Linked DNA regions of Homo sapiens: region 1 is linked to region 2. Evidence: chromatin loops called from intact Hi-C (ENCODE). Cell type or tissue: OCI-LY7. All regions are shown on one strand. Each heading gives the region's core, and the rest is flanking DNA. Links, peaks and the distances in the headings are about the cores only. Region 1 has its middle 190 kb from the start of ARID1B. Region 2 has its middle 78 kb from the start of ARID1B.

Evidence for each region. Hi-C counts contacts between places; a loop is a spot of excess contacts. Peaks named below come from ENCODE experiments on the same cell type or tissue, not always from the same donor. Only the 100,000 strongest peaks of a DNase experiment are listed, where the experiment ranks them.
Region 1: a loop joins it to region 2, with 6 times the contacts of the local background. A loop is called at or near these places in 1 of 110 quality-filtered maps.

What each region holds. Positions count from the first base shown.
Region 1 is chr6:156,574,787-156,591,403 of GRCh38, forward strand. No RefSeq gene overlaps it. Among named protein-coding and RNA genes, the nearest start is that of ARID1B, 190 kb to the right of the region's middle. RefSeq lists an enhancer at 7,797-7,946. In OCI-LY7, for the core only: CTCF peaks have their summits at 7,828 and 8,044; a DNase peak (open chromatin) is centred at 7,935; H3K4me3 peaks cover 864 bases; H3K27ac peaks cover 1,914 bases.
Region 2 is chr6:156,690,898-156,707,514 of GRCh38, forward strand. No RefSeq gene overlaps it. Among named protein-coding and RNA genes, the nearest start is that of ARID1B, 78 kb to the right of the region's middle. RefSeq lists enhancers at 6,165-6,214, 7,955-8,194. In OCI-LY7, for the core only: no CTCF peak of the experiment used is centred there; DNase peaks (open chromatin) are centred at 6,444, 7,584, 7,944 and 8,772; H3K4me3 peaks cover 2,894 bases; H3K27ac peaks cover 4,179 bases.

The sequences.
Region 1 (16,617 bases), core at 2,924-10,923, 120 kb before region 2:
GCAAAGATTGGAATATAGCACTCACCAAGAAAGAGAGTCCTACTAAACATCTGATGCTTTTAGTTGGGACCCCTCAAAAGTTACTCCTAGGAAAATATATGCCTTTCTATATAGGAGTATATGGAGATATATAAACCCCTAGAAATACTGGAGATGAACTTGAATCAACTCAACATCTGATTAAAGTGATCAATTCCTATACTTACTACCTACCAAAAGCAAAAATAAATTTTGAGAGGAAAATAAAATAATCTCAATAATTTTATACAAATTGAAACTTAATCAAAATAATAATTTGATCAAAAGTAACTAGGCAAAGCCAGGCATGGTGGCATGCATTGGTAGTCCCAGCTACTGGGGAGGCTAAGGCAGGAGGATCACTTATGCCTAGGAGTTAAAAACCAGCCTGCAAAACATAGCCAAAAAACTATCTTTAAACAAATAAATAGGCAAATTGATAAAAAGACAAGAGTGTGCCAAAAAGCAAAAGAAACAAAAAGAAATAGAAGACACAAGAGATCAAGATATAGTATTAGAATTATATGACATAGATGTGAAAAAAACATGTTCAAGAAAATAAATGATAAACATATTCAAGAAAATAAATGAGAATATGGTCAATTTCAGTTGAGAACTATAAATTACTTAAAAAGAATAAAAGGAAATTTTTGGACAGAAAAAAATTAATCACAATTAAGAACTCAATGTGTTTAATAGCAGATTCAAAATGATAAAGGAGAGATTTAGTCAAATGGAAGGTAGTTAATAAGAAAATATATAAACTGAAGGACAGAAAACCAAAAGAATGCAAAGTACAAAATAGAGTATAAGATATATGGAACAGCCAGAAAATGTGTCATATTTGCACTTGGAGTCTCAGAAAGAGAAGAATGAGATAATCAGGTGAGAGATGAATTTGTATCATGCAAACTTGGCCAAGCTGGTATTACTTTTGTTAGACTTTTCTTCCCTGAATAGCATGGATTCATGTGGGTTACAAGAGATGTTTTGTGCTAGCTTCAGAAAACAGAAGTGAGGTAGCAGTCATACTCCCTTCCACTCAGAAGGTCATAGCAAAGCACAGGGCGCTATTGCCACTCACATACCTCATCATTTACCTGTGGACTGAAATCCTGTCAGATTTCCCCCTTCCAGTAGAGGAGATGGAGCAAGATGGCTGAACAGAACCCTCCAGCAATCATCCCCTGGCCAAAACACAAAATTGAACAACCATCAGGGCAAGAAAGCACCCTCAGAAGAACAAAAAAATCAGGTGAATGAAGCATTGAAGAGGGTAAGAAAGACAGTCCTGCATTGCCTACACCACCCCTCCACCAACCCCAGGAAGCACAGCACAGAGAGGAAATCTGTATCCTCGGAGTGGGGAGAGTGAAGTGAGTGTGGGACTTCACATCGGAACTCAGTGCTGTCCTGTCACAGTGGAACATAAAACGGGACAGAATTCTGCTGATGACTATGGATGGAGCATTCAGACCAGTCCAGGGCGAGAGAGGAATTCTCCACCCCAGTGGGGGGAAACTGAGTCCTAGCTGGTTCCACCACCAGCTGACTAACGTGGCCTGAAGCTTGGAATAAATATGACTGGCAGTCAGGCCACAAGGACTGCAGTCTTTGGGCAAGCCCTGGTGCCGCACTGGTCTCAGAGGCAGTAGATTTGTGGTGCAACCAAGTGTGACACCGCCTATGGTGGCCAAGGGAGGGCCTATGTCACCCCTCCCCCAACTCTGGGCAGACATTCAGAGACAGACTCCTTCTGATTCAAGGAAAGAGAGGAAAGAGAGTGAGAGACATTGCCTGATAACCCCAGGAATTCTCCCTTCTTTTCCCCAAGAGTCCATTTTTGAAAGCAGCAGAACAACATCAAATGCTGGCAAAGATGTAGAGCAACAGAAACTCTCATTTGTGAGTGGTGGGAATGCGAGATGGCACAATACTTTGGAGGACACTTTGGCAGTTTCTTATAAAATTAAACATACTCTTACCATGTGATCCAATAATCAGCCCCCTTGATATTTACCCAAGTGATTGAAAACTTATATGCACATAAAAACTTTCACACAAATGTTTATTGCAGCTTATTCATAACTGCTAAAACTTGGAAGCAACCAAAATGTCCTTCAGTAAGTGAATGAATAAATTGTGGTACATCCAGATAATAGAATATTATCAGCACTAAAAAGAAATGTGTTATCAAGCCGTGAAAAGACATGGAAGAATCTTAAATGCACGTTACTGAGTGAAAGAAGCCAATTTGAAAAGACCACATACTGTATGATTCCAACTATTTGACATCCTGGCAAAGGAAAAATGATGGAGATAGTAAAAAAATCAGTGGTTGCCAGAGGCTAGCAGGGAGGGAGGCCTGAATAGGCACAGCAGAGAGGATTTTTAGAGCAATGAAACAGTTCTTTATATCATACTGTAATGGTGGACACATGGCATCATATATTTGTCAAAACCCATAGAATATACACCACCAAGAGTCAACCCTAATGTAAACTATGGACTTTGGGTGACAATGATGTACCAATGCAGGTTTATCAATTCTAACAAATGCACTACTCTGAAGTAGGATGTTGATAGTGAAGGAGACTGTGTGTGATGGGGGGAAAGGGTATATGGGAATTCTGTATATTTTTTTTTAGACAAGATCTCATTCTGCTGCCCAGGCTAGAGTGCAGTGGCATGATCACGGTTCACTGTAGTCTCTACCTCTACCTCCTGGGCTCAAGTAATCCTACCGCCTCAGCCTCCTGAGTATCTGGGACCACAGGCACACGCCACCATGCCTGGCTAATATTTTGTATTTTTTTGTACAAGCAGGGTTTCACCATATTGGCCAGGCTGGTCTTGAACTCCTGGGCTCAAGCAACCCTCCCACATCAGCATCCCAAAATGCTGGGATTACAGATGTGAGCCACCATGCTCAGCCTCAATTTTTCTATGAATTTAAAACTGTTTTTAAAAATAAAACCAGTTTTTAAAGCAGCAAGGGGAAAAAAGCATATTACCATCAAAGGAGCAACAGTAAGACTGACAATATACTTTTCAATAACATAGTGGAAACCAATAGACAACAAAATCACATAAAAGGGCCAAAATAATGTAACTCCCGAACTTTAGAATTATATTTGAATTTTATACCCAGCAAAACTACCCATATAAAAATGAAAGCAAGCTGCTTGGGGACATAAAGAGCTGAAAACAGCATTGCTCCCACACTAATATGAAAAAGCTAGACAATCTGAAAGTTCATTACTTTCTAAAAACTATCAGAGAACTCAGGTTTCAGAGAAATCAAATGGCCCCAAATCTAAAGAGATATAAATCTAAGACCTTCAGGGAAAGATGAGATATGAGCACTGGTTTCCCCGAGGTGGACACAAGTGTATGCTTGTAAGAGCAGTTCAGCTAACATAGTTAGTAAATTGCTGAAAGCTGAGCATGCACTGGCAAGTGTGTGAAGCCCCTATGAGTCAAAGAAATTGGAGAATATTGACCGGGTGTGGTGGCTCAGACCTGTAATCCCAGTACTTTGGGAGGCCAAAGTGGGCAGATCACTTGAGGCCAGGGGTTCAAGAACAGCCTGGCCAACATGGTGAAACGCCATCTCAACTAAAACTATAAAAATTAGCCAGATGTGGTGGAGCATGCCTGTAATCCCAGCTACTCGGGAGACTGAGGCAGGAGAATCGCTTGAACCCAGGAGGCAGAGGCTGCAGTGATCTGAGATCACGCCACTGCACTCCAGCCTTGGCAACAGAGTGAGACTCCATCTCAAAAAAGAAAAAAAAAAGAAATTGGAGAATCTGTCCCTTCTTCAGGCTTTTTTTCCAGGGACCCCACTGGGAGCTCACAAAAATTGAAAAGGGCCCTATGAAAGTGTTCTCTGAGGTGTAAAACAGGAGAAAAGAAGAGCAAACACAATGGGAGGGGTGCAAAATCCATCCACAGTCTTCTCTTCTATCACCTGTCTGAAATAAATCCTTAATCTGTGCAGGGAAGGGCAACAAACACTATTTTCCTTAGGGCACCAGTGAAAATACATTGCAGCTGGTGGAAGAGAACCAGAAAAAAAAAATACCCTATCACTATGAGGAGAGAGGGGAGTAAGAAATATGTGCTGGGTCCAGCACTACAGCCAGCAGAGGAGCAGGGTCATTGAGTCTTAGGAACATAGTGCCCATCTAAGACTGAGGTTCAATCAGAACAACAGAGAATATTCCCCCCCATTATCCCACTACTACAAGGCTAACTAGCATTGAATAACAGGTGAGAGTGTAGAACTCCTGGGACAGGGAGAGAAGAGGGACAAGAGCATATAAACAGACTTTTTCTGAAAAAAGAAAAAGAGGAAGAAGAAGACTTAAAAATGAGCATGGAACACACATTGAAGGAAAAACCCTCTGGCAAATCTGCCCCTTCTCTAAACAGTAGGTGTCATTAGAGAAATTTAAGGATTGTGATGCACTGAAGTTAACCATAGCAACAACATACCTCAGTCCAACCTCATCCCTAACTAGCTTATTTCACATCCCAGCACAAAGGCCCAGCAGGAACCAAAAGTGTGCTCATCCCAGCCTGCAAAATGATTGACCCTAGTTTACTGCATATATGAGATACCTGGCTTTCAGCAAAAAGTGAAGAAGCATGTGAAAAGGCAAGAATATAATAACACTGTTGAAGAGGCAAGGCACTCATCAGAACCAGACTCAACTGTGATGGGGATGTTTGAACTACCTAATAGAAAATTTTAAATAACTGTGATTAATATTTTAAAAGCTCTAATGGAGAAGGTAGACAACAGGCAAGATCAGATGGGCAATTTCAGCAGAGAGACTGAAACTCTAAGAAAGAATTAAAAGCAAATGCTAGAAATTTTTTTTAAATGACAGCAACAGCAACAACAAAAAGTAGCAGAGATGAAGAAAGTCTTTGATGACCTCATCAGTAGATTTGACCCAGCTAAGGAGTGAAGCAGTGATGCTGGTTCATAGGAATTACCCAAACTGAAAACAAAAAGAAAAATGAGGACACACACACACACATATATATACATACACACCCTTCACATATATTTAAACTGCTGAAAACAAAAGACAATGAGAAAACCTCAAAGGCAGCCAGAGAAATAAGACACATTATATATAGGAAAACAAAGTAAGAATTAAACAGCCTTCACATCAGAATTCACACAAGCTAAAAGATAATGGAGTGACATCTCTTAAGTGATAAGTATAAAAACAAAGACAGATGGAACGAATAGAAAATGGCTAACAAGATAGATTTTAATACAGATATATCAGTGATCGCATTAAATGTGAACAGTTCAACCACACCAGTTAAAAGACAAAATTGACAAATTGGATAAAAAAGCAAGACCTGTCCACATTATATCTACAACAAACTTCCTTTAAGCAAAAATACAAAAATAGTTTCTTAGAAAATGAAAAAAAAAAAGATAGACAAACACTAATGAAAAGAGAGTTGGAGTAGCTATATCAATATCAAAGTAGACTTCAGAACAAGGAATATTATTAAGAATAAAGAAGAACTTTATTTAATGATAAATAAGTCCATAGTCCAAGATGACAAAACTGCCCTAAATTGACCTAACAACAGAGCTTCAAATTACATGAATTACAACAAAACACAATGAAACTGAAAGAAGAAACAGACCAATCTACAATTATAGTTGGAGACTTCAATATTCCTCTCTCAGGAATCAACAGAACAAGTAAACAGAAAATCAGTAAGAATATAGGGCTGATCAACGCTATTGATCAAATTGACCTAAAGCAGAATACACGTTGTTTACAAGTGTACATTCCTTAAGAGAGACCATATTCAGACCATAAAACAAACCTTAACAAATTTAAAAGAATAGGAATCATACAAAGTATATTCTCAGACCATAATGGAATTAAACTAGAAATCAGTAACAGAAAGATTTCTGTTAAACTCCAAAATATTTGGAAATAAACAACACATTTCTACATTACCCATGAGTCAAAGAGGAAGTGTTAAAGGAAATAAGAAAATATTTTGAACTGAATGAAAACAAAATTACAGTATATCAAAATTTGTTGGAAGCAACTAAAGCATTGTTTAGAGAGAAGTTTGTAGCATTAAATGCTTATATGAGGGAAGAAGAAAGGTTTTCAATCAATACTCTAAGTTTTCATTTTGTGAAACTAGAGAAGAAAAGCAAATTCAACCCAACATAAGCAGAAGAAAGGAAATAATTAAGAGCAGAAATCAATAAAATTGCAAACCAAAGAAATGAAAGCATGAGAAAGACATTTTCAAACAGAATCTGACAAAATTCATTACCACAGCCCCACATTTTCTTAAAGGAAATGACTAAAACAAGTTCTTCGGATAGAAGCAAAATGATTCTGCATGAAAACAGAGATATAGAGTATTAGTTCCCACTTGCCGCTGTAATAAATGGCCACAAACATCATAATTTAAAACAATGTGCGTGTATTATCTTACGGCTCTGGAGATTGGAAGTCTGACATGGTTCTCACTGAGCTTTAAAATCTGTGTCCACGGTGCTGCATTCCCTTCTGGAGACTCCAGGGGATAGTCTGTTTCTTGACTTTGCTGGGTCTAGAGGTCTCCTGTGTTCCTTGGATCAAGGTCCTGTCCGCCATCCTTAAAGCCAGCAATGTCGGGCTGAGGCCTTCTCACACTGCCATCTCTCCTTCTCCTCTCCTGCCTCCCTCTTACACAGTTAAGTCTCCTAGTGATGATTAATTGGGCCGGCCCAGGATAATCCCTCGAACTGATGAGCAGCCTTAGTTCCTCCTGGAACCTTTATTCCCCCTAACATATTCACAGTTTCCAGAGATTAGAATGAGACGTCTTTGTGGGGGCCATTGTTCTGTCTACCACACACAGAAAGAAACGAAGAACAAGAGAAAGGATGGCTACACGGGTAAATCTAAAAGAATACTGGTTGTCAATAATGACTGATATTTTGTGAGGTCTTATATATATTTAGAATTAAATCCTGCACAAAAGGCAGGATTGAAGGTAAATAGAGTCAAACTTTTTGGGGTCTGTGCATTGTCCAGGAATAGACAGATGTGCAACTTTATATTCAATTTTAATAAGGTAGTGCTATTGTCATCTCTTGGTCCTTGGATAACCAGTAAAGGAAGGTATAACTTAACAGCTGATAGAGATGGGACATGGAATAATATTTTCGTTTCTTGTTTTCTCTGTCACCCAGGCTGGAGTGCAGTTGCATGATCATAGCCCACTGCAGCCTCAAACTCCTGGCCTCAAGCGATCTTCCCACTTCAACCTCCAGAGTTGCTGGACTACAGGTATGTGCCACCACACCCAGCTGCTTTTTTTTTTTTTTTAATAGAGATGGGTATCACTGCATTATCCAGGCTGGTCTCGAACTCCTGGGCTCAAGCGATCCTCTCACCTTGGCCTCCCGAAGTGCTGGGATTACAGGCATAGGCCACTGCGCTCAGCCATGAATAATTTTTAAATACATAAATAATCCAAAAAATGGGCAAGCAAGGAGAAGAAAAGGAACATAAAACAAGTGAGATAAATAGAAAATAAATTTTAAGATGATAGATCTAAGTTCCAAGAGTGTCATTTGAGAAATCCATAGCTCAGAAATTTAAGGTAAGTTGCCTACAATCACAGGGCTTATGAGAGCAGACAGCAATTCTGAATCCCAGTCTCTCTTAACCAAAGCTCATTGTGCCCAAGCCCCAGCCGCCTCTAGGGTGCTCCCTGAGCTCCTCCACGGTCACCTGGGCTCTCCTGGTAATGGCCCCCCTTTGCTGCCAAGCCACCCACACCTCCTGGATCAGTTTCAGCTTGATGGGAAGTTCTTTGTTTCTATAACTGCATGTTGTGGTCATGTACAGGTGTGTCTGCTAAGATTTATGACCATAAGCAAACGTCTGTTGCTGAGCTCTTCTGTAGTGGCAGCTGAGGTGCTGCTTGGTGCAGCAGGGGAGCCCGGGGAACGCATCTCACAGAAGAGTAAATTACACACCTGAAGTGAAAGAACCGTTCCCAGGCACAGACAGATCCATTTTGCACTCAGAAGCATCCCACGCACAGCTGTGAATACTTGCATTAGTGCCAATTAATGTAAGGTGGTACCAACTCAGAGAGGCCCTGAATTTGCTCTAGGGGATAAAAATGGAGGTGGGGGAGGTGAGGAAGGAGAAAGGAAAAATAGAGTTTTCCCTGCTAAATGGAAACATCTCTAGGAGAGTCCAGCAGCTGGATGACTTGGTTAAGAAGGAGTGACCTGCCCACTTTCTTCAATTAGACATTTTACTTTCCCCAGCTAAACCACAACAACAAACAGAAAGACGGGGACAAGGAATGGTTTAGAAGCAGGATCACTGATGTTGCAGAAAGGAGCACCGTGAATCAGGACCTCTCACCACGCATGCCTCATGGGGTTCAGAGCATTTCAGCCCAAATGAAAATGAGGCAGCAGCTAAAAATTCCAACACTGCCTTCCCCTCCCACCCACATCCAGGCCCACGTGTGAGGCGAGGCAATTCAGGTATGGTATTACAAACAAGCCCCTCATAACTCTTCATTTTTAAAATCATAATATGTTGATTTTTATGTTTTTCAACAGTTTTCATACTCTGTCTGTAGCAGGACCTTCCCACCGCCTTGATACCCTTCACTGTGCTTCAATTTATTGTGTTTTTAGATGAAATTCATGACCATTGGTGCCTTCACCGCCACAGAAAATGAGACGTAAAGGAGTAGGCCACACCCACCTGAGCTTTCCCTCCCCTCACAACATCCTGGCCACTGGAGAGATTTGCTGTTCAATTCAACAACACATGTTGAAACCTATGCTGTCCCAGACTCTGCTGGGAGTTGAGACTGCGGAGATGACTAAGACCTGGCCCCCATCCTCAAGCAGCTCTCAGTGCAGGGACGGAGAAACACCTGTAAGCGGACTCTGCAGTGGTAAGGAAGGTACAACTCCCAGGGGGCTACCCCATTCAGAGACAGTCTCAGAGAATGCTGAGCACCAGCCCTGATCACCGCCAACAACTCATCCCTAGAGGTGAACACATTTTCCTATGAAAAAACAACTCATCCAAATGGGATCACATCAAGTTAAAAAGCTTCTCCACAGCAAAGGAAACAATGAACAAAGTGAAGAGACAACCCACACAATGGGAGAAAATGTTTGCAAATTATCCATCTGACCAGGGATTAATAACCAGAATATACAAGGAGCTCAAACAACTCTATAGGAAAATATCTAGTCATCCAATTTAAAAATTGGCAAAAGATCTGAATAGACATCTCCCAAAAGAAGACATACAAATGGCAAACGGGCACGTGAAAAGGTGCTCAACGTCACTGATCATCAGAGAAATGCAAATCACAACTACAATGAGATGTCATCTTACCGTTGTTAAAATGGCTTTTATCCAGAAGACAGGCAATAACAAATGCTGGTGAGATGTGGAGAAAAGGGAACCCTCCTACACTGTTGGTGGGAATGTAAATTAGTAGAGTCACTATGGAGAACTGTTTGGAGGTTCCTCAAAAAACTAAAAGTAGAGCTATCATATGATCCAGCAATCCCACTGCTGGATATATACCCAAAAGAAAGGAAATCAGTTTATCAAAGAGGTACCTGCACTCCCATGTTTATTGCAGCACTGTTCACAATAGCCAAGATCTGGAAGCAACCCAAGTGTCCATCAACAAATTAATGGATGAAGAAAATATAGTACATATACACAATGGAGTACTATTCAGCCATAGAAAAGAATGAGATTCTGTCTTTTGCAACATGGTGGAACTAGAGATCATTATGTTATGTGAAATAAAACAGGCACAGAAAGACAAACTTCTCGTGTTCTCACTTATTTGTGGGAGCTAAAAAAACAGTTGAATTCATGAAGATAGAGAGTAGAAAGATGGTTACCAGAGGCTGGGAAGGGTAATAAGGGGGTGAGGGGAAGGGAGGATGGTTAATGGGTACAAAAAAGTAGTTAGAATAACTTAGTAGATAGCATAACAGGATAACTAGAGTCAATAATAATTGTAGATTTTAAAATAACTAAGATGGCATAAATTGGATTGTTTGTAAAACAAAGGATAAATGCTTGAGGTGATCAATACCTCATTTATCCTGATGTGATGACACATTATACACCTGTATCAAAAATCTCATATGCTCAATAAATATATACCCCCAGTATGTTCCCACAAAAATTAAACATTAAAAAAAACAACTCATCTATTCCTCTTTATGCCTCCATCAGAAACCATTTCAAACAGCAACTAGAACTCTCACACACTGCCTGGGGGAAGACAAAATGGTACCACCAATTTGCAGAACTGTTCTGCAGTTTCTTAAAGGTAGATATACATTTACCACGTGGCCCAGCAATTCTCCTAGGTTTTTACCCAACAGAAATGAAAACTTATGGCCACACAAACATCTATAGTTAAGTGTTTATAGCAGCTGTGTTCATCGTAGCTCAAACTGGAAACAAGTCAAATGTTTAGCAATCATTGATAAGTCAGATTGTGGTACATTCATAAAATAAAATAATATTCATGTATGAAGAGAAGAAACTACTGATACACACAACATAGATGAAAAAAGACACATACACACACAATTTTGAGAAAAAAATTATTAAAGTGCATCAGCCTTTCTAGATTTGAAATATTTTTGGAATTCAAAAACTATATGAATATTTTAGAGTTTGTTCCTGAATGCTGAAACCAAGAAAGTTTTTTTTTTGGTAACAAGAATAGTAACAGAGTAATGACCAATAATGCAGGTAAATTCAATTGGATCATGGGCCAGCCCACGTTTACTTTATGATTGATGTTATTGATATTGTTTTTCTAAAAACTATGATAGGCTCACAAGCTGATATGGTCATTTTAGGGAGGCTAGACCACTGCCTTCCTGATTATGTTACCTAATTAAGGGTTCCAGTCGTGAGGTGTCCAGGTTCTTGGTGTGTTCAACAAAGAATTGAACGACACACAAACGAGTGGTGAAGAAGTGGATTTATTAGAGCAGAAAGCAGGGAAGGAGCAAAAGCAAAAGTACACTCCACAAGATGAGAGCAGGCTCTAGCAATTGGCTCAAGAGCCCTGGTAGCAAAGTCTTTGGAAGCTTAAGTACTCCCTAGAGGTTTCTCGTTGCTTACACCCTATGTAAATGAAGGACTGGCTCGCAGCCAACTAGAGGCTGAGGTGAATTGGCCCATGGCCAATCCAAGACTGATGTAGTTTGGTGCTTTATGCAAAGGAAGGTCCTAGAATGAACCAATCATTGGCCAGAGTGCAGATTTGGCCTGTGGTCAATCAGAGGCCGATGTGGTTTGGCATCTTATGCAAATGAAGGTCCTGGAATGGGCCAATCATAGGTCAGTGTGCAGACTCCTCAGCTCCAGGGAGCCTGTCCAAGTCGTCCTTAGATTCCCTGTCTCCAGACCCTATTCCCCTGCCTCAGTTACACAAATAAAATGAATTCATGTTACAGTATTAATATAATACTAATTCTGAGAATTTCAGAAATAGCCCAAATTAGGGTTGACTTCTAGGTCTTTGCCTCTGTAAATACATGTGATATCAATGACAGTAAAGTATCAAGGCATCAGAAGACCTTGACCAAAGACTTTTACCTCCCTTTTTTCTGTAATCAATAGATTCAAGCAAAAGTCAACCCACACTACTGAAATATGAATTTTTTTTCAAATATCTGAATAGTCCTGGATTATTCAGCTGACACAGCCTACTTGGATTATTCAGCTTACAGACACAGAGGAGTTTTCCATGGACTTGGCCTAAAAGTATCCAGGTGGGGAGAGAGATGGGAGGTTCTAGTTCCTTTTATTCCCCCTTTGGGGAAGAGACAGGAGATTAGGGCTTTTAATTATTTGAGATGCTGTTGGGCAGGTGACTCCCTGCATTTCAACTAAATCATAAAACAACAAACTAGTAAATTTCCCAAAAAAAGAGATATTTTGAAGAAGTAAATGTTCTGATGTGACTATTCTCCCATGTTGCAAGATTTAAGTATCTTTGGAAAATGGATTCATAGATCTTGGTGTAATTGGAATAAGAATAGTGACTAATTTCTTTGCTCTCAAAAGAACCCCAAAAAGAATTGTGACCCAGTAATAGCAGATGATCTTGAGAATTTTTCAGGGATCCCCAATAACATCAACTAATTGAATTTAAAAAAAAAAGAAAGAAAGAAAGAATACACAGGGTAACAGGAAACAACTAACTCCTAATTCTAGGAGTTTTAGGCACATTTACAGCCTGGCAGCTTTGGGATTGAGAATAAGACATTTAAAACCCCACCACATAAACTGAAAAACATACATTCATTTTTATCTTATAACCTCACCTCATGTGACTGCCCAGATATGAATTTGTTAGTGCTCAACTCTTGATAAGTCCCTAACTTCTTTTGTTTCAGTTTCCTCCACTACAGAAGATTTGTAACAGATCAGTGTTTCTCAAATGTTAATAAGCATCAAAACCACCTGAGAGGTTGTATTAAATGCACACTCCTGGGCTTCCACCCAGGTAACTGGATTTATTAGTTTAAGGATGGAGCCCAGAAATTGGTCTTTTATGCTGTCTCCTTAGGTGATAGATCTGAAACACACTCAACCAAATGATATTTTATATTTATCCCAGCTCTAACAGTTTATGATAAGCCATTTAAAAGTGAGGCTCGAGTTGGAAGTGGTATCACTAAAGCTATCAACACTTGAATGAGAACAAAACAAAGAAATGAAAGTTTCAGGAAAAGGTCTTTGAGGTCATAGCCAGAAATATTCTGGTTAATTTTTCATCACTACATTTAAACAACTAGACAACTTAAAATTACATTACTTTAAGTGTCATCATATCCAATCTTCACAGGTAAAAGATTTACTTTTAAACAGAAAATCTACATTTAACCATAGGGATGAAAAACAACACCTTTTCTGCAGTTGATTTCCTGGAAAATGTGCATTTTTTTACATTAGATATTTAACATAGAATAAATACCAGGACCAACTTTTAAAATATGTGGAAGCTGGGCATGTTGGCTCATGCCTGTAATCCCAACAACTCAGGAGGCTGAAGCGGAACGATCACTAGAGCCCAAGAGCTCAAGGCTTCAGTGAGCTATGATTGTGCCACTGCACTCTGGCCTGGGAACAGAATGAGATCTGCCCGTCTCAAAGAGAGAGAAGAGAGAAAGAAAGACAAGAAGAGAGAGAAAAGGAGGGAGGGAGGAAGGAAGGGAGGAAGGAAGGAAAAAAGAAAGGGAAAAGAAGGTTACAGTGTGGTTTAAGAGCACCAAGAATTGCATTGATCATCTTCAGTGCCCAGAGACTACCCAGACTTACTGAAACTTGAAATTCCACAATGGAAGTTCTATTCCTTTCTTTTTAATCCATGCCCATGACTCTAGCTGAGTTTTTAAAGTCCATGAGGAAGGTAATCTATTAAACCTGGGGTGGTAATAAGCGGCTCCTAAGCGCCCACTTCCCCAGGCCCCATCCATGTAGACATTGATAATTGATCACAGCACTCTTTCCTCTAAGCCAAGATGAGGCTTCAATTCAATGCTCAGGGCAGCCCCTTTCATTTGTCTGGAGTTGCCCTAAATTTTATGTCACTTACAATATTCGATAAACATTTATTGTTGTTGACTATGTGCCAAGCAGAACGCTCAGATGATCGCCTAAGAAGAGAATAAGGAAGTGTAGAAATATATACCAAAAGGCACCAATGACAAGCTCTGTCCTACTTTTTTGTCCTCTGGTGTTGCCAAGAGTCGGCCAGAGTAAAGAGGCAGCTTGTGCCCATTTTTGGTAGAAAAACAAATACATAAATTATACTATATCCACAGAGTGAAATAACACCCAGCAGTAAAAACTCACCACAGCTACTTGTTATAAGATGAATGAATCTTACGGCAGGGCGCGGTGGCTCACGCCTGTAATACCAGCACTTTGGGAGGCCGAGGCGGGCAGATCACGAGGTCAGGAGATCGAGACCATCCCGGCTAAAACGGTGAAACCCCGTCTCTACTAAAAATACAAAAAATTAGCCGGGCGTAGTGGCGGGCGCCTGTAGTCCCAGCTACTTGGGAGGCTGAGGCAGGAGAATGGCGTGAACCCGGGAGGCGGAGCTTGCAGTGAGCCGAGATCCCGCCACTGCACTCCAGCCTGGGCGACAGAGCGAGACTCCGTCTCAAAAAAAAAAAAAAAAAAAAAAAGATGAATGAATCTTAGAACGCGATGAAAGATTGAAATAAAAAACTGAAAAGAAAAAAGAGCTAGTCCCAGAAGACCCCATGAGGAACATACAGGGAAGGGTAATGAAAAACAGAAGTCACTTTCAATGTTCTATCAATTGGGTTGGGTGGTGAATCTTCAGATATCCATTATTTTACAATAAACAATAAAAGCTGTGCATGGATCAATAATGAGAATGTGCCATAAAGCCAGGATTGTGGCTAATCAAATCCCCCACCCCCCCACCCCCACCCACTGAGGTCCATTCTTGGGGAGAAAAGACATATTGTAGCAACTTTGTTAAGAAAGCCAGACTAAGGATCATAAAAGCTACTGCCTACATGCTCCTTGAACCAAACCTCAGGAATCCACCTCACCACAAGAATTCATAAGATAGACTTTTACAGACAAAGAGCATTGCAGAAAGGGCAAATGCATGAAGTTCAAGTTACTGGTATGAAAAAAATCCTAGAAGCCAAAAAGTCTTCGGCCAATATGATGAACTAATTCATGTTACTGATATTTTCTTTACTTTTGAAAGGAAGTTTGGAATACCCTAAGGAGCACTTTAGTTCTGAAATTGCTAGAGTAAATAAAAGAAATGTTATATAACTCATTTGTAAAAGAACAAGAGGACAATATTAACAGATTGACAGTATTCATAGGTTAATTAGGAAACCCGTTGATGCTGTTAAGAAACTTGGCATATTTTAATTTAGATTGACGTTCTTCAAGATATAGGTAGAAGTGATGTTCATTCAATAATAGATGTCACACAGTCTGTGAGAGACTGATTTCTAGAAAGAGCTTACAGTCAAGTAGTACATAAAATGTGTTCTGGATCATGACCATGTTTTCAAATCAAAACTATGTCTTTGAAAAGGTATTCAAGACATGAAATTGATGCACCCCTGAGATAAAAGAAAGGAGTTAAAAGAAAAGTCTTATTAGACTGATTTGAAACTGGTTTAAAAAGGCATCATCTAACCAGGTTTGTACTGTGGCTAACATTTTAAATATGGCCACTACAGCTGTTAAGGGGAGGGGTAGAAAAGTCCTCTTAATTATTTATTATGTTAGCTATTAGACTGAATCCTAAAGAGTCAGATGAAAGAATAGATTCTTGGCAAGAGCAATGCAAACATTTCTCTACTGTCATTCAAAGACCAAGTGATGCCTTTCAGAAATAGTTGGATGTTTTCTTAGAATTTTTATACCCATCGCCTCACTGAGTCCTCACAACCCTCTAAGATGAAAGCTCTTCTTTCCCACAATTTCAGATAAGGGTTAGAGAGATTAAGTAACTTCTTCTAAACCACACAGCTAGGGAGCTGTGTGAGCAGTACATCTAAGACGGGAGCAGGTCTACCCAACCCAAAGCCTGGGTCCGCCATTATCAGGCCAACATGGTGCAGGGGCGCCAGCAGCCTCCAGCAAGGGATTCCTGGATTGGATGCCCTACTGGGCTGGTGAGGAGGAGAAGCACTGGAGCACGTGCTCAATATATAGACTCTTACCGGATTACTTGTTATTGCTGTGGCCTCTGCCTTCAGCTGAGCCTGGTGTTCCCTCTGCTGGAGGGACTGGGTCGGGAAGGGTTCTCATTGCTTCCCAGGAAGACTTTAAACCAGTCCCCCTGTTTATGCTCCCACCTGAACCTCCATGAGGTTGCTAATGATACAAATTCCTGAGGCTTCCTAGAAGCTGTGACTCAATTCAGCCCATGGCTCGGTTTCCTCTTGACCAGCTTAGGCTGTAGGTTTTCCCTTCTGCAAAATCAGTGACCAATATCTATCTGACTTAGAGCCTCCCCATTGTTGTTACTTTTAGCGAGCATATCCTCCTACTGTCTTTGTCCTTGTAGGACTATGCCTTTTTAATTCCGTTTTTATCATTTTAATGCAATTTTCAGAGGAAGCAACAATAAACATATTTGTTCAATGCACCATACTTACCTGGCTCTTTGAAACAAAAATATTTCCATGGACAAGAAAAATTTGCACTGAAGCCTTTATGCAAGCGAAGGGTTACACACAAAGTCTACTTCCAGCATGCAAAACATTAGGGCCCACAAGCTCTAACTGTAAACAGGTGAGCTGTGTCCTTACTGCAGACATTTTTGCAAATATGACCACCTACAATTATATGGTCTGTTTTCAAGCTTGGAGAAAGAAATGAGAAAAGCCAGCCCCAGCCATTTTCAATTGTTCATGTCTCCAGTAACAAGACCATCATTTGCAGCATGAGTTGGACCATTTTTCACAAAGCTTAGTCACTATTATTTTAGGGCAACCCT
Region 2 (16,617 bases), core at 3,036-11,035:
AAGGCTTGCAATTCTGACGGCAAATGAACAGTCCTCTGAGGGTGCTTGGGCATGAGGACAGACACCTCAGAGAATCCAGGAGTGCAATGCATGGCTCCTCTCCCCAGTGGGGCTCAGCAGGGGGTATTGTCACACCTTCCCAATTTGGAGAGGGATATAAGCCCAAGGAAATTCTCAGGCAATGCACAATGGAGTCTCTGTTACCTGGATTTCAGTTACTAAAGCCTCATGTGAAGTGAAGCACTGAGAAAACCTCTCCACTACCTCTGAGAAAGAGTAGCATGCAACAGTGAGTAATGAGGAACCATAGCTTTACATTTCAGGGCACTTTCTAGTTAACCAAGTGTCTTCACACGCATTGACTCATTTCATCCTGACAATGAAAGGATCAGTCACATAACAGAGAAGTTTTGCCCCACTGTGCCTCTACTTGACTCGCTGGAAATCGTTAGTCTTTCTAGACTTTTAAGCCCTCCACCACTACAGAAGACAGCGGAAAAGCAGAGGAAAGACAGGGAGTTAGTTCAGGGACTTGGCAGCCCCTCTCAAATGAAGATCATTAAGCAGTGGGCACATAATTTGACTATGACATGGGCATTCGACTTGTGTTTCTGTCACAACCAACACACAGCTGCCTCCCCCTTTCTAGATCCATTGCACGGATCCATGCTTGGAGAGCCACACCCCTGGATTGCTCCTGCCCCAGCTCTGCACACACCCACCCATCCTCTACATTGCAGCCCGACTCATCTTCCTAAGCACCATTCTCATCGTGGCAGTGCTCATGAAACGCTTTCTAGTGCCTAAGTACAAGCTCCTAGGCCCATCGTTGATGGACCCCTGAAGACTGGTCCCACCCTACCAATTCCTACTTTAGTCAAAAGTGCATTTCCAAGTTGCTTCCACCCTGGCTGGAATGTCCTTCCTTCTCTCTGCCACAAATCAAAATTCTACACACAAGGCCAGTTAGATGTTATAGCCTCCATGAAAATGTCATTGACACCTCCATGGACAAAGGCTTTCCATACCCCTGAATTTCAGTAGGTATTTTATGGCTCAGCACAGCTGTCTTCAAACAAGGCACCACACCTAGTCCTCTGGGCCTGAGACTTTCCAAAGGGGCCCACAGACAAGGATATTTTGAAGGAAAGCAACATGCAGATCTTCAAATTCAATATCTGCTTTTTATTAAACACCCATTTCCCTTTCACAGTGGCTTCTATTCCACTTACAAAAGAGAAGCGTCCCTCTCCTGCATTTCCAGTCTTTCTGGGATGCCTTGCTCTGGGGTTTAAAAAACCCTCCTGGACACCAAATAAAAGAAAAATGGAAAATATTGGTGTAGGTATAAGGGAGTGAGTGGCTCTAAGTTTACCTTAACAAAGGACCACAAGCGGCAGGGCTTAAACAACAGAAACCTATGGTCTCGCAGTTCTGAGGCCAGAAGTCCAAAATCAAGGTGTTGGCAGAGTTGGTTCCTTATGAGGCCCCTGAGGAAGACGCTGTACCAGGCCTCTCTCCTTGGCTGGTAGATGGCCATCTTCCTCCTGTGTCTCTGCACATCATCTTCCCTCTAGATGTGTCTGTCCCTATGTTCAAATTTCCTCTTTTTATAAGAACACCAGTCATAGTGGATTAGGGCCTACCCTAATCACCCCATCTTAACCAATTATATCTACGATGACCCTATTTCCAAATACAGGCCCATTCTGAGGTACTAGGGGTTAGGACATCAACATATGCATACGTAGGAACAAAGTTCAGTCCTTCACAGACTAGGTAACAAAGGCTTTGCAAACCATACAGTTTCCAATATTTTGATTTCAACAAAACTGAAGGAGGATCTAGTAGAGTTGTCAGCTGACAGATCATTAGAAAATCATCTCTGATCATACATTACCATGTGATTTGGGGCAAATAAGTCAGAAAAGATTATTTGCCCCAAAAGACAAAAATTGAAAGACAATTTTTGACTTATTTGCCCCAAAAGACAAAACTTGAAAGACATTTTTACAACAAAACTTTTTCCATTCCCCTCTCCTTATTTATAAGAACAAGGATTTCTCATCTCTAAGAAATGAGAAATAGAAATAGAAATAGCATTAATGCCACACACTGTCATCCTAGCAATCTAGCAATGAGTAGCAAGTCGGGAGGCTGAGGCAGGAGAATCGCTTGAACCCGGGAGGCGGAGGTTGCAGTGAGCCGATATGGCGCCATTGCACTCCAGCCTGGGCAACAAGAGTGAGACTCTGTCTCAAAAAAAAAAAAAACAAGAAAAGAAATGCAAACTTCCAATAAAACTTTACTTTTCATGTTAGCATTTATAAAATTTGATATTCATTTAGGTTGTTTGGATCAGTTGTGTAACACTAGTCATTGCAATGAGAACTCAATTCAGAGAACTCTTAGAGCCTATGGTCACAAGAATTTCAAAGTGTATAAATTTTAGTTTGTATACATATGTTTGATAGATAAAAGTACAACGAGATATTCAGTAAAAGACTTTCTATCATTATATTACATTAGCATAAAATTCTGAAGGGGAAGTAGAATGGAAATAAAATTTCAAAGAGAAAATGGAATACAATTTTTGCTTGCTGAAGATGAACTGGCATGTGTATTTCTTAAATGGATGATGGTGGGTAACAAACTGTGATGGGATGTGAATTCCATTGAGATGCATTTAAAAGAGTGATGTCACAGTTTTCTTTTAAAATGTCAACATTTACAATATGCTAGAATTCACATGTTTATAACTATTCAAATGTATGATAAAATTATAGGTATCGATTTAAAAATATGCAAAGAAGAGCATTGTTTTCTAAACTATTTTAGGGTTCTTGAGCAAAAACTTTAAAGACTAATTCAGCATACAGTGACAAATTTTGTATTGTTCTTTAGTTGTCTGAGTGCCTCGGGGTATGTTAATCCAGGGAGATTAACTGAGTTTTGTCTTTTTTTTTTTTTTTTTTTTTTGAGACAGAGTCTCACTCTGTAGCCCAAGCTGGAGTGCAGTGGCATGATCTTGGCTCACAGCAACCTCCACCTCCAGGGCTCAAGCGATTCTTGTGCCTCATGTAGCTGGGACTACAGGCGCGTGGCACCACGCCCAGCTCATTTTTTGTATTTTAGTAGAGACAGGGTTTCACCATGTTGCCTAGGGTGGTCTTGAACTCCTGAGCTCAGGCGATCTGCCCGCCTCAGTCTCCCAAAGTGCTGGGAATACAGGCGTGAGCCACCTCGCTCAGTGAGCTTTTGTCTTGACTAAGCATTGTCACCATTTTCACCCACAAGTGGAATGATGGGATTGGATGCAAGCTTGAAATCTTTGATTCCCTTCAGAGAGGGAGCATGGTGGCAATGAAAAGTACATGGTCTCAAAACCACAGTGAGATACTACTTCACACCCATTGGGATGGCTATTATTAGAGAGAGAGAGAAGAAAATAAGTGTTGGCACAAATGTGGAAAACTGGAACCCTGGTTCCAGTCCCTGGTGCAATACTGGTGGAAATGGAAAACAGTGTACCCACCGGGGAAAGCACTATGATGATTCCTCAAAAAACTGAAAGTAGCACTACCATAGGATCCAGCAATCCCACTTCTGGGTATATATACCCCAAATAATTGAAAGCAGGGCCATGAAGAGATATTTGTACACCCATGTTGATAGCAACATTATTCACAATAGCCAAAAGGGGGAAACAACCCATATGCCCATGGCAGATGAATAAACAGATAAATGGTGGAATATCCATACAATGGAATATGATTCAGCCTTAAAGAGGAATGAAATTCGCATACATGCTACAATATGGATGAGCCTTGAAGGCAATATGCTAAGTGAAATAAGCCAGCCACAGAAGGACAAATACTGTGGGATGTCACTTATATCTAGAATAGTCAAACTCATAAAGACAGAAAGTAGAGTGCTGGTTACCAGGGACTAGGGAGATGGGAGGAGAATGAGAAGTTATTATTTTACAGATTCAGAGTTTCAGTTATGCAAGATGAAAAAGTTTTGGAGATGAAACCAAGTGAGGTAGCATGCATCTGTAGTCCCACCCACTCAAGAGGCTGAGGCAGGAGGATTGCTTGAGCCCAAGAGTCTGAGACCAGTCTGGGCAACATAGTCAGACCCTGTCTACACAAAAAATAAAAATTAGTTGCGTGTGGTGGTGCACTCCAGTAATCCTCACTACTCAGGAGGCTGAGGCAGGAGGATGACTTGATCTCAGGAGTTCGAGGCTAGCCTGGACAACATGGCAAGACTCCATATATTTAAAAACAAAATGTTCTGGAGGATAGTGGGGTGGTTGCACAACAATGTGAATGTACTTAATGCTACCAACTTTATACTGAAATATGGTTAAGAGGGTAAATTTCACTTATGTATATTTTATCACAATTTTTTAAAGGATATGGTCTTTGCATTTGGAGAGATCTAGTCTCAAATCCAACATCTCCTAGGTATGACCTTGAACAGGTTGCCTAAACTCCATGAGCCTCAGTTTCCTCCTGTCTAATGGGAATAAAAACACCTAACTTAGAGGATTTTTATAAGAATGAAAACATAAACAGATCTGTAGCGGATTCTGTGGAGAGCCACCCTTCAGGACTCAGGTGCCACTGCCCTAGCTGCTGGGGGTGTTGACTGCTGGCGGCCTACAGCTGTGTCGCTCTCCAGGCATCCGCTCCCACAGGGAGCTGCCTAGCCCAAGTCTATAACCCCTCTTGGGAGACAGCAACTGGTTGATGCTGGTTTATAAGGTCCAGCCCTCTTGCCTCAACTGGAGGAAACTCTGAAGGGTCCTCCCAACCCCACAGCTTTGGCGGGATCAGTTGGGGGTCTGTGTTGAGATACCCCACGTTCTCCCTCTTCCCAGCCCTGCTTCTCTCTTGTTCTTCTGCTGGTGGGAGAACAGGGCTTCTGCCTGTGCATTGCCAGCTCAGAGTCTGTTTCCAGGTAACCCTCTCCTGCTTCAAAATGTTCCAAGAGCTGCCCGTTGGCCTCAGAATGAAACCTGCAATGATTGTCATTTCCTGCAAGACCTGACACAGCAGAGTCACTTACTGTCTGTCCTGTTTCTTCTCCTGCCCCTCCTCCTGCCTCACCCCATTCCAGCCGCCCTGGTCTCAGGAATCCCCACAGCGCCTCTATACTTGCTGTTCTCTCTGCCTGGACCCTCGGCCTCTGGGGTTCACTTCATTCTTCCAGCCCACCCCGTCAGAGAGGCCTGTCTAAAATATCCCCTAGCTGGGCCCCAATGCCCCTCTATCCCTGTACCCTACTTCTTTTTCTTTTTCTTTTCTTTTGTCTTTTTCTTTTTCTTTTTTTTTTTTTTTTTTCTTTTGAGACGGAGTCTCGCTCTGTCACCAGGCTGGAGTGCAGTGGTGCGATCTCGGCTCACTTGAACCACCTCCCAGGTTCAAGCTATTCTCGTGCCTCAACCTCCCGAGTAGCTGGGATTACAGGCACACGCCACCACGCTTGGCTAATTTTTTTTTTATTTTTTATTTTTATTTTTTTTTTTAGTGGAGACCAGGTTTCACCACGTTGGCCAGGATGGTCTCAATTTCCCGACCTCGTGATCCGCCCACCTCGGTCTCCCAAAGTGCGGGGATTACAGGCATGAGCCACTGCCCCTGGCTCTTTATAGCATTGATCATTCCCTGAAATGATCGTGCATACTCATTTGCTTATAAGTACTAGAATGTTTCCCAAAGGCAGGGACTTGCTCTGCCTTCTGCCCTATGGTTCTCCCAGCAACTAGAATCCCTGGCACATACTAGGCACTCCAGAAACATTTGTGGAAAGAATTAATGAATTAGAGCTAATGCACACTGAGCATATAACTCAGTGTATACCATATGTCAGGGCCTCACAGATAGTACATTATTATTTTATTATATTTCTTGTCTGTCCAATTCAGACAGAGAATGTCAGACAAGGTCCTTTTTTTGTATCCCTTTCTATAGCACCAGGCACAGAAGCCCTCCATAAATACTTCTTAACTAGACTTAATATGTTCTAAAGCCAATGGTGAGATAGAACTGAGATTATTTTTTTCGTGGCTGGCTATCAGTTCTATTTCATTTGAATGGCCAAGATTCTCTCACAGCACATCAGGTCTCTATTAAAATTAATTATGATCAGACTCTATCCATCCATCACTTAGGGAGAAAAGATGACAGAGGTGTCCCTCCAAAGTCATCCTGGCCACTCCTGGAGGTGGAAGATTGCTCTGGGGCCCAATGTGACGTGTCTTCACTCTAATCATCAAATATTTTTAAATATTACTCAATAATCTCTAAGAAACTACAAAAAGGGAGGTCATCAATGTGAGTTCTGCCCCCAAAATCACTTAAAGTCCAAACTTGGCAGAGAAGAGAGGCCCCATCACTCTGCACCTGTTCCCTAGCCAGTTCTCACGGCCCAGGGCAATTTCCCCTTTCACTTCCCCTCAAGGGGAATGTACCGCCAAGCACTCCTACCTGGTTTGACATCCCATGTTCATGGCTGGATAATGACAGAGCCCTTCATGAATTCTATGGCATGCAGTATCTTCTGCTCTGCCATGTTCAGGGAGGAGAGAATACACATGCACAGCTGAAATCCCCTAGACAGTTACCATGTATCTATCTCCGTTCAGTGAAACAAGCCTGCAGAATGCTGTGAGCATTCTTTGTTCTTCTTCCTTTTTTGCAGATGTAAGAAAACCTAAGAAAGGGAAGCCATGTCCCTACCAGTAGGAACGCTTTCAAAGGAAGGGAAGGATGTGACAGCTGGGTGCCAGGCATGGTCCTAGAGAAACTGACATCCATTTTGTACTTTAATCCACATCAGGACACTTCAAGGTAGCTGATATTGTCTTCAATTTGCAGATGAGGAAAGAGATTAAAGAAATTAAGTGATATACGTTGGGTCATGTGGATGATAAATCATACACCAGGATTTGAAGTAAGCTTCCTCTGATTCCAGAATGTCTTCTAAGAATCTGCTACACTGCAACGTGCCTTTGGGCTGGTTAGTTACTCCCTTGAGTCCAAGCTTGGTTATCTTCCTTAATAGCTCCCTCTCTGCCCTGGATCCTATTTTTAAAAAACAACAGCTATAAAAAGTTACCCTACCAGATTAAAAAAGTCACCAATCTACAACAATTAAAACAGAACGGTGAGCAGTAAAACAGCAGTTCAAATATAAACTCAGGTGTGTGATAAAAGGAGCATTTCAGATCAATGGAGGACAAGAAGATTGTTCTATAAATGGTATTGGAAAACCTGGTTAGTGAAACAATTAGTAGATGCCCAATAAGTGTTTGTAATTTGTTTTACTGTAAAATTAAATGAGATAACACATGTTCTCCAGCTTCCGCAGTGACTGCTAAGAAAAGAGAGTCAGTGTAACTTTTTGAGGTCTGGACTTCCTAAGTCTCTCATCTAGATAGCACCCAGACCTTCATTCCTTAAAAAAATCTCCTACAATACTTTCAAATTTACAAAGTGCTTTCACTACCCCATTAGTGCAGGGCAGGTGTTCTTATTCTCACTTTCTATATATGGACACTGAGACTCAAGAGAGGTTACAATCGCAGCTGGCGTGGCCGTGTGAAACTTAAAGACGGCTTCCTGGTTCCTCGTGCCATGGTCTTAACACTAAACTCTCTATATATAGTCTCTCCCCACCCCCACCCTCATGTTCACACCACAAAATTTAACAATGGAAAACAAATAACATCAATACTTTACCAAGAGCACAGTAACTAGGTTAATTTCTATGTAATCCCAATCAGTCTTTGCCCATAGCACACATTTTACAACATTATCGTCATAGTTTAATTACAATTTAGTGGCCCATTTTCCCACTTAACAATGCTGTTTACAGTTTTGTAGCAAATGACTGATGTGCATCTTTCCTGTCTCTTGCACACTTCTCTTCTTTAAAGTCATCCATGTAAATCTCCATCTCTAATCCAATTGCTCTTAAATGAATTTCGTTCACTTGAGTGACTGCATTCAGTTGTGTTCCCCTTTACAGGCAGTCATTTATCGCTCTTCCCCCAGCAAGAAGTCCTGTTTCTTTTCCCAATCCATAGGTGACTTTAAATGTTGTTTGGTTTCCTGGGCTTTCAGGATTTCTCTCCTGCAGGTGAACCGCCAGGAGCTCTTCTTCTGCAGGTTCCTGCCTAGGTGTGAGCAGCATAAGGAACTGTCTCTTGCCTTCTTGGAGTTTATGACTATGGCACTCCTGTTAAGGAATCACTCCTCACTCCTTTTTTAACCTGTGGCTTTCCAATTTCACTTCCCCAGGCCAGTCATCACTAAAACCATGACTCACCCCCATGGTTTCCTCTCTGGCAAGGGAGAAATTTCAAACCTGAACATTTTCATCACCGTTATGTATACAGTATGATTCACGGAGACTCTATTAGCGTATTAAGTAAGTCATTATTTTCAATCGTCTACACTGTATGTTAAAAAACAGAGGCATTTTACTGCATACTTAATGTTCTATTCCCCCCATTTAGTAGATGGAAATGGCCTCATAGAAACATATCTGACTCAACCAGTCTCTGTTTGGAAACAATATAGAAAGAGACACAGAAAAGATACATTTTTTGGTCAGTGCCTGTCTTAAATGCTCCATAAGGTCAAGTTCAGTCAACTTGAAATAAGGAGTTATGGGGTCTTAACAAAGTAGCGCTCAAATAGTCTGTCAATAAATATCTATTGAATGTCAGCACCCAACTCTGTAGAAATGGCTGAAGGGAAATGCTGCTAAAAGCCACCTTGTCTGACAAACACATACACTGGCAAAATCTGCCAAAAGAGGGTGACATAAAATGAAGGTTGTAATGTTTTTAAAAGGTTGCTTTTGATCAGGCTATAACTGTAAAGTGCTTTCACTTAATTAAAATAGAGATGATAAAGCTACAGAAGAACAATAATAGTAATTGGGAAAGATACTGTTGTGATTGGTTTTGCTTTCAAGCATCTCCTTGTAAGAGTTTTATGCAAGGGGAGGGGCAAGAATCATTTTTCCTAAGAACTTATTTAATCTATTGATAAGTCTCATAATTTTCTTTTCCATCATTAAGGAGCTTTTCCTGGAGAAAAAGAAGTCCAAATTTCATTTTGGGAGGAAAGAAAGAAAATTTTTAAAAATTATGATTTAGCACGTCTTAGGCTGGGTGTAACTTTTCATGACTCAGCTAACAGGTTAGGAATGGCCAAGCATGGTTGAATATTCTGCTTTTGTGAGGCGTGGGCATTGCCAATAGTTGAAAGTTATGGTAGCTGTAATTCAGAAGCGGGAATAGAAGTGTCAACCTGAGAAAAATGTAGCACTAAAGTAACAAGCCAAATTGCTGGCATTGTCAGTAGCTGTGATTTCACTGTATTGATTGTCCCCTGTGAAATGTGAGGCTCTTTATTTGAATCATTTGTATGGGTGTCATATTGGGTTAATTGCAAAGCAATTGGATTTAATAATAATATAATGGTGTATCCATGTACATCGATTGCTAGAATTGTGAGATGTGAATTGCACTTGATCATGAGGTCGGGCTTCCCGATGCTACAGGATGAGCAAGTCCCAGGCTAATCGTGTAAATTTAAGCTGCCTAGGGTGAGCTTTAACTTATATGCCAGTTTGGATTGTTATTGCAAATGCTTTATAGGCCTGGAACATGACTGGTTATAAATGGGATGGCCTTGAACTTGAATTGTTTTAAAAAGCATAGCTTCATGTTGAGTTAACAGCATGCCGTGAAGATCAGTACCAACATAAACACAGTGAATGAAGGCTTTCTGTTGGCCATGCTTTTTTGTAGAATTTCATATTTGCTAAAATTATTTCAGTTGTAGCTAAGTTGCTTAGTCCCATTAAGTAAGAAATGCAAGAAAGATGGTTCTCGAAATGGGCAGGAATTCCCTGAACAGCATGGTCTCATGCCAAATAAACAAATCAATGACCGAGTTAATAATTTCATAATAATTGAAGATAAAACATAGTTATATATTTGCACAGTTATTTTTAACGTTTAAAATTGGTGGATATGTTTCACTTTTCCAGTTGAAGGATATTCCTTTCCAAAAGGGATGAAACAAGGGAACAATAGATTTTTATGGGAAAATTCCACATCCAAGAGATGAAAGGAAAACTTTAAAAATCAAGACAAATCTGAGGAGGAAAACTTGAGGCTTTAAAGAAAGAAGAAAAAGGAAGAGGAGGAGGAAGAAGAGAATGAGAAACAGATGAGTTAGAAAATGAGAAGATTGGCTGGGCACAGTGGCTCATGCCTGTAATCCCAACACTTTGGGAGGCCGAGGCGAGCGGATCACTTGAGGTCAGGAGTGAGACCAGCCTAGCCAATATGGCGAAATGCTGCCTCTACTAAAAATACAAAGAAATCAGCCGGGTGTGGTGGCGCATGCCTGTAATCCCAGCTACTCCGGAGGCTGAGGCGGGAGAATCGCTTGAACCTGGGAGGCAGAGGTTGCAGTGAGCCCAGATCGCATCACTATGGCACTCCAGCCCATCTCAAAAAAAAAAGAAAAAAGAAAGAAAGAAAATAAGAAGACTGAGTAACCATAAATATTGTCTGGCACAATACAGGCACTCAAATGTTTTTGAATATATACTTTGATTAACTAAGTGAAAAAGGTAGTAAAAAGGTGAGTAATAAATCAAAATGTATTGTCTAGACTGTTGAGTCTGATGTTTCTAAATAGAAACAACAAATGTTCTCCGTTTAGGCCAAGCTTTGCCACATGAGTTTACACTAAAATATCATTTCCACCAGTTATATTGACTGTGTTCACTGTTTGAACTAGTCCAATCTCTATAACGCTTTCTTCATATCATTTGACTTCATGATCAAATTAGAGAGGTGACTGGGAGAACGACTAACTTCCACAATTCATCCAAAAGCAATACAAAATCACTCACCCAAAGCCAGTACTACTGGGACCAAATGCATCCCATTTCCCTTCTGCTTTGGTGAATCTGACTTTCTTACCAACTTAAACAGCATTTTTGGGGGTACTAAGTCAAACATAAAATTAAATATGCCTAATAAGTGTATTTATCTATTAAGACATTAGCTGTATGTATTAGTTTCCTACAGGTTGGTCTTTCTAAGAGCACAGACCAATGCTAGAAGACGTTTATTAAACATTTTTCCAAAAGCTGTTCGCATGAATGTCTTCAGGGCTGAGTGGAGCCCCTTTCTAACTGCTAATGAATTATATGACCACGTGTTCAGAGCTGCGCCTGACTGAAGTTGACAGCTGAATCAACTGAAAAGAAACAGCAGCAACAGAAGAGAGAGAGAGAAAAGCTACTTTTATCTTTTACACAGATCTTTATTTTAATTTGATATATATGTAGTGATAATATTGCAGACTTAGGAGGACTTCAGGAATCTAGGAAATTCTAAAAGGGAGGCCTGAGGGAGATGAAACATCCTAACACTGGGAGGGAAATATATGTTTGTGGATAAAGTTCCACTCATGGTATTCTGTGGTGTCGGGGGACCACAGGAGTTGGCACCCCCTGTCGTGGCTACAGTTCCAATCTCTAGAGTTCCAATTTCTTGCTGTGATTTTACCATGTAGATGCCAGACACTGAATTTTCTTAATCGAAGCAAGACTGCTTAGGTCAAAATAGTAGAATGATGCGAATTTAAGTAGGAGTCAACAAAAGCAAAGCAACATGAACACAATGAATCTTACGTTACTATTCAAACATTTAGGTAGCTCCACATAAACTTTCCTGTTTTATAAAAAGTACAGATATTTTTTCAGATATTACTATGAAATTTGGACCTGATACCCAAGAAAAGTTAAAAATGAAATAACCTTCTCATTCTAAGCATATCCTTCCTCTGAATGATCTGAATGGGCTAATATTATTAAATATGTCATATTTATTATGTATTCTATAGGCACCTTTTTCTTTGTTCATAAGCATTTTATTCTTCATCTGGAGAAACAAAAAATTGAAATCCCTATTTGCTTTCAGTTTCTCCTGCTCTATGGGAGTCCCACCCTCCCTCTTTCTGTGGTATTTCTATGCCCTGCTACTATAACAGCAAAGAAAAACAAGACCACCAGGCACAGTGGCTCATGCCTGTAATCCCAGCACTTTGGGAGGCCGAAGCAGGAGGATCATGTGAAACCAAAAGTTGGAGACCAATCTTCTGGGGAACATAGCAAATACTCTACTAAAAGTAATTTTTTTTTTTTTTGAGACGGAGTTTCACTCTTATTGCCCAGGCTGGAGTGCAATGGCACGATCTCAGCTCACTGCAACCTCCACCTCCTGGATTCAAGTGATTCTTCTGCCTCAGCCTCCCAATCAACTGGGATTACAGGCATGCGTCACCATGCCCGGCTAATTTTGTATTTTTAGTAGAGATGGGGTTTCACCATGTTGGTCAGGCTGGTCTCGCACTCCTGACCTCAAGTGATCTTCCCAGCTCGGCCTCCCAAAGTGCTGGGATTACAGGCATGAGACACCGTGCCTGGCCTAAAAGTAATTTTTAAAAATTAGCCAGCTATGGTAGCACACACCTGTAGTCCCAGCTACTTGGGAGGCTGAGGCGGGAGGACTGCTTGATCCCAGGAGATAGAGGCTGCAGTGAACTATGACCACACCACTGCACTCCAGACTGGGCAACAGAGAGAGAGATCCTGTTTCAAAAAAAAAACAATGAGAAAGAAAAAGAAAAACAAGACACCTACAGTGTTTGTGTGCCAAATCTCACCAAACTTCTCTCCCCTCCAAAACCTGTGCCCTGTGTCCCTGGGCAGACACTGGCTGAAAAAAAATGGGACTCAAGGAGGGAGAAGGAGGGAGGGATTACAAAAAGCCAAATGGTACCACAGCACAGGGAATGCTGCTGGGGCTTCTCTTAGGCTTCAGTTTCTGTCTTATAAAAGATTTGCAGTTTTTATCCTGTCTCGGAACAAACAGAACCACGACTGTTGTTTCACAATCTGTGCAGCTGATTGCATAGACTGGTTGCACATTTCTGATTCTATCACATTTCCAGCAATTGTAAATGTTTCTACCGCTGGGACAGGAGGATGTTACATTGGTTTATTATTGGAAGAAAGGACAATATAACAGGGAGGGATGGCGGGAGACTGGGGGGTGGGAGAAGGCACATACTCACTGCTCTGCGTGATTCGTTGCTTGGCCATCTTCTTCCTGCTTCCAGGCACTTGTTAATGTTCTTACTGACCATATTTCAAACTCGGAAGAGAGGCACCCACTCTAACAATTATGACCATACTTGTATAACCTGGATTATATTTGAAATCAAAACTATCCCAGAAGATCTAGAACATGAGATAGCCCTATTCACAGCATTTCTTCCTCTCCATCCATCTATTAAAATCTACCCCATTGTCTAGGGACTCATCGGAGCATCCCTCCTTCAAGAAAACTCCTTTAGCTATTCCAATGTAGTGTGACTCTCCTCCTGAACTGGTAGTGTGAAAAATAGTCTTATACTTATTATAATGTTGATTACAACTATTGAGTATATTATGGTATTATATAATCACTTCATCCATATTATTTTTACATTTTCACCACGTAAAGGAAATCACACGTTATTTTTATAAAAGTGCAAAAAGGGAAAGTTTTTTTGAGAAATATATATGTATGCTGTGGCATTAGACAGTGGCTCTAATATTTATGTTTTCATGTAGTGTATGTAAATGTTGACCATTACTTAAGCACTGTTTAACATAACATGCTATAGTGTTGGAGGTCTTAGTTTCTGAGGCTGTTCATATTTATAAACTACTTTGCCTACTCCCATAACCCTCTAAAAGAGATATATCTATATTCAGTTTTCACAATTACATTAATAGATGAAGGCATAGATTAGGAGATAACCTATTTAATGATTCTTTTTGTAAGAAGTTTTAAAATCACTAGCCAAGAGAGGAGCATCATCAGTATGGCGCCTAGTGGCTGGGCCACTCTATAGACAGTTATAGTGCCTCATATTTGATGCCTTGTGTTTTCTTGTCTCCTTGTTTTACTATCTCTATTTTTTGTAATAGAATTATACCCCTTTGATGTTTGAAGGGATCAAGTATCATGCCTTCCTTCCTCTACTGCTGCTACCTAGAATGTCCATTGACATTGTCTACATCTGGTCATCTAGTCTTTGCCTCAGCAAATACACGTGATATAGAATATTTCTATCAATATTTGAAATGTGAATGTAACATTTCTAATATTGATGTCCACATTGTCAGAAAAGTTTATTCTTACAGTCAACAAAAATTTGATCCATTACCTCTAACTTCTTTTTTTTTTTTTTTTTGAGACAGTGTTTCACTCTTGTTGCACAGGCTAGAGTTCAATGGCATGGTCTCGGCTCACTGCAACCTCCGCCTCCTGGGTTCAAGTGATTCTCCTGCCTCAGCCTCCCAAGTAGCTGGGATTACAGGTGCCCGCCATCACGTCCAGCTAATTTTTGTATTTTTAGTAGAGATGGGGTTTCACCATGTTGGCCAGGTTTGTCTTGAACTCCTGACCTCAGGTGATCCACCCGTCTCGGTCTCCCAAAGTGTTGGGATTGCAGGCGTACAGGCGTGAGTCACCGTGCCCGGCCCCATTACCTCCAACTTCTAAACTTTGGTCCTAAATATGCTCTCTGAAGGAATTAAAAAAAAATCTACCCCCAATTTTCCAAGAAAGCCCTTCATAAATACATAGCTTTTTCACTGTTCCACATGAATATTCTCTTCTCCAAGTCAAAGGGCCTCAATTCTTCCAATGGTTCTTTTAGGCATTTCAACATTCTTCTCTTTCATTCATTCAATCAACTTTTACTGAAGATCCACTATGTTTAAAGCATTGTGCTGCATGCTCTCTATATAATGATGAGCAAAGTCAGACATGGTTCCCATTCTCATGGAGCTCAGAGACAGGGAAAACATTTATCACATAATCACACTAGTGGATTGATCATTAAAAGCTCAGATAAGGACTCACAAGGAAAAGGCCACCATTCTATGCAAGCGTAAGACAAAGGAACCTGCCTCTGAGAATCCAGGAAAGATTTCTCTGATAAAGAGATGATTGAGTTGAGACTTGAAGAAATAGCAGAATAAATGGGGAGAAGGGAGGACAGACAAAAGAACAGATAGAGGAAACAGCTTGTTCATGGATGCTGAAAAGAGAGGGTGCGTGGCATGTTCAAAGCATGAGAGAATAGCATGATTAGGGTACAGAGAATGAGGGATAGAAAGGTGAGAGGTAAAGTTAGAGAGTCCAGCAGAAATAACATTTTGACTCGAGGTCAGGAGTTCGAGACCAACCTGGCCAACATGGTGAAACCCCGACTCTACTAAAAATACAAATAATTAGCCGGACGTGGTGAGGGGTGCCTGTAATCCCAGATACTGGGGAGGCTGAGGCAGGAGAATTGCTTGAACCCGGGAGTCAGAGGTTGCGGTGAGCCGAGATTATGCCACTGCACTCTAGGCTGGGTGACAGAGCGAGACTCTGTCTCAAAAAAAAAAAAAAACAAAAGAAACCATACGCAATGTAAAAAACAAGGAAAGTAAGAAAAAGAAAACTTTCCACTGATTAAAAAAAAAAGTACATAGTCTTACTTTCAATTTATAGTAGTTTTATTTTTGGAGGGGAAAGAATACTCCCATCTGGTTTTTCTTAATTTCTGGTTCAGGTTGCTCTTACAAATATTGTGGCTACATATTTCTAGCTTATTCATTTATAACAGAATCTGACTCTTTTTGTCTTTTTACAGAATTCTTTGTTGGATGAGTCCCTCTTTTGAACAATCTTGCAGACATGGCTTTTTCTTTTCTTTTCTTTCTTTTTTTTCTTTTTGAGACAGAGTCTCACTCTGTCACCCAGGCTGGAATACAGTGGCACAATCTCGGCTCACTGCAATCTCCACCTCCTGGGTCCAAGCTATTCTCCTGCCTCAGCCTCCTGAGTAGCTGGGACTACAGGTATGCACCACCACGCCCGGCTAGATTTTGTATTTTTAGTAGAGACAGGGTTTCACCATGTTGGCCAGGCTGGTCTTGAACTCCTGACCTCAAGTGATCCTCGGCTTCCCAAAGTGCTGGGATTACAGGCGTGAGCCACCGCGCCTGGCCCAGACCTGGCTTTTTCTGGCTCACCCACATCCGCCACCTCAAACTGTTCCTGCCTCATGCCTCTGTCTCTGTCCCCTGCCCTTCTCCAATTCATTTTGCACAAGCACCAGCCTGCCAGAATCCTATCCCTAAAATCCTGCTTTCATCATTTCTCTTTTCGAAAACTTACAATGGCTCCCTATTTTCAGCACATAAAATGTAATGTTCTGTTTAGAACACACAACAAAGCCCCATGCAATGGCTCACAACTGTAATCCCAGCACTTTGGAAGGCTGAGGTGGGAGCATCCCTTGAGTCCAAGAGTTTAAGACCAGCCTGGCAACATAGCAAGACCTGGCAACATAGCAAGACCCCATCTCTACAAAAAAAAAAAAAAAAAAAAAAAAAAAAATTAGCTGGGCGTGGTAGTGCATGCCTGTAGTTCCAGTGGGCTGAGGAGAGAGAATGGCTTGATCC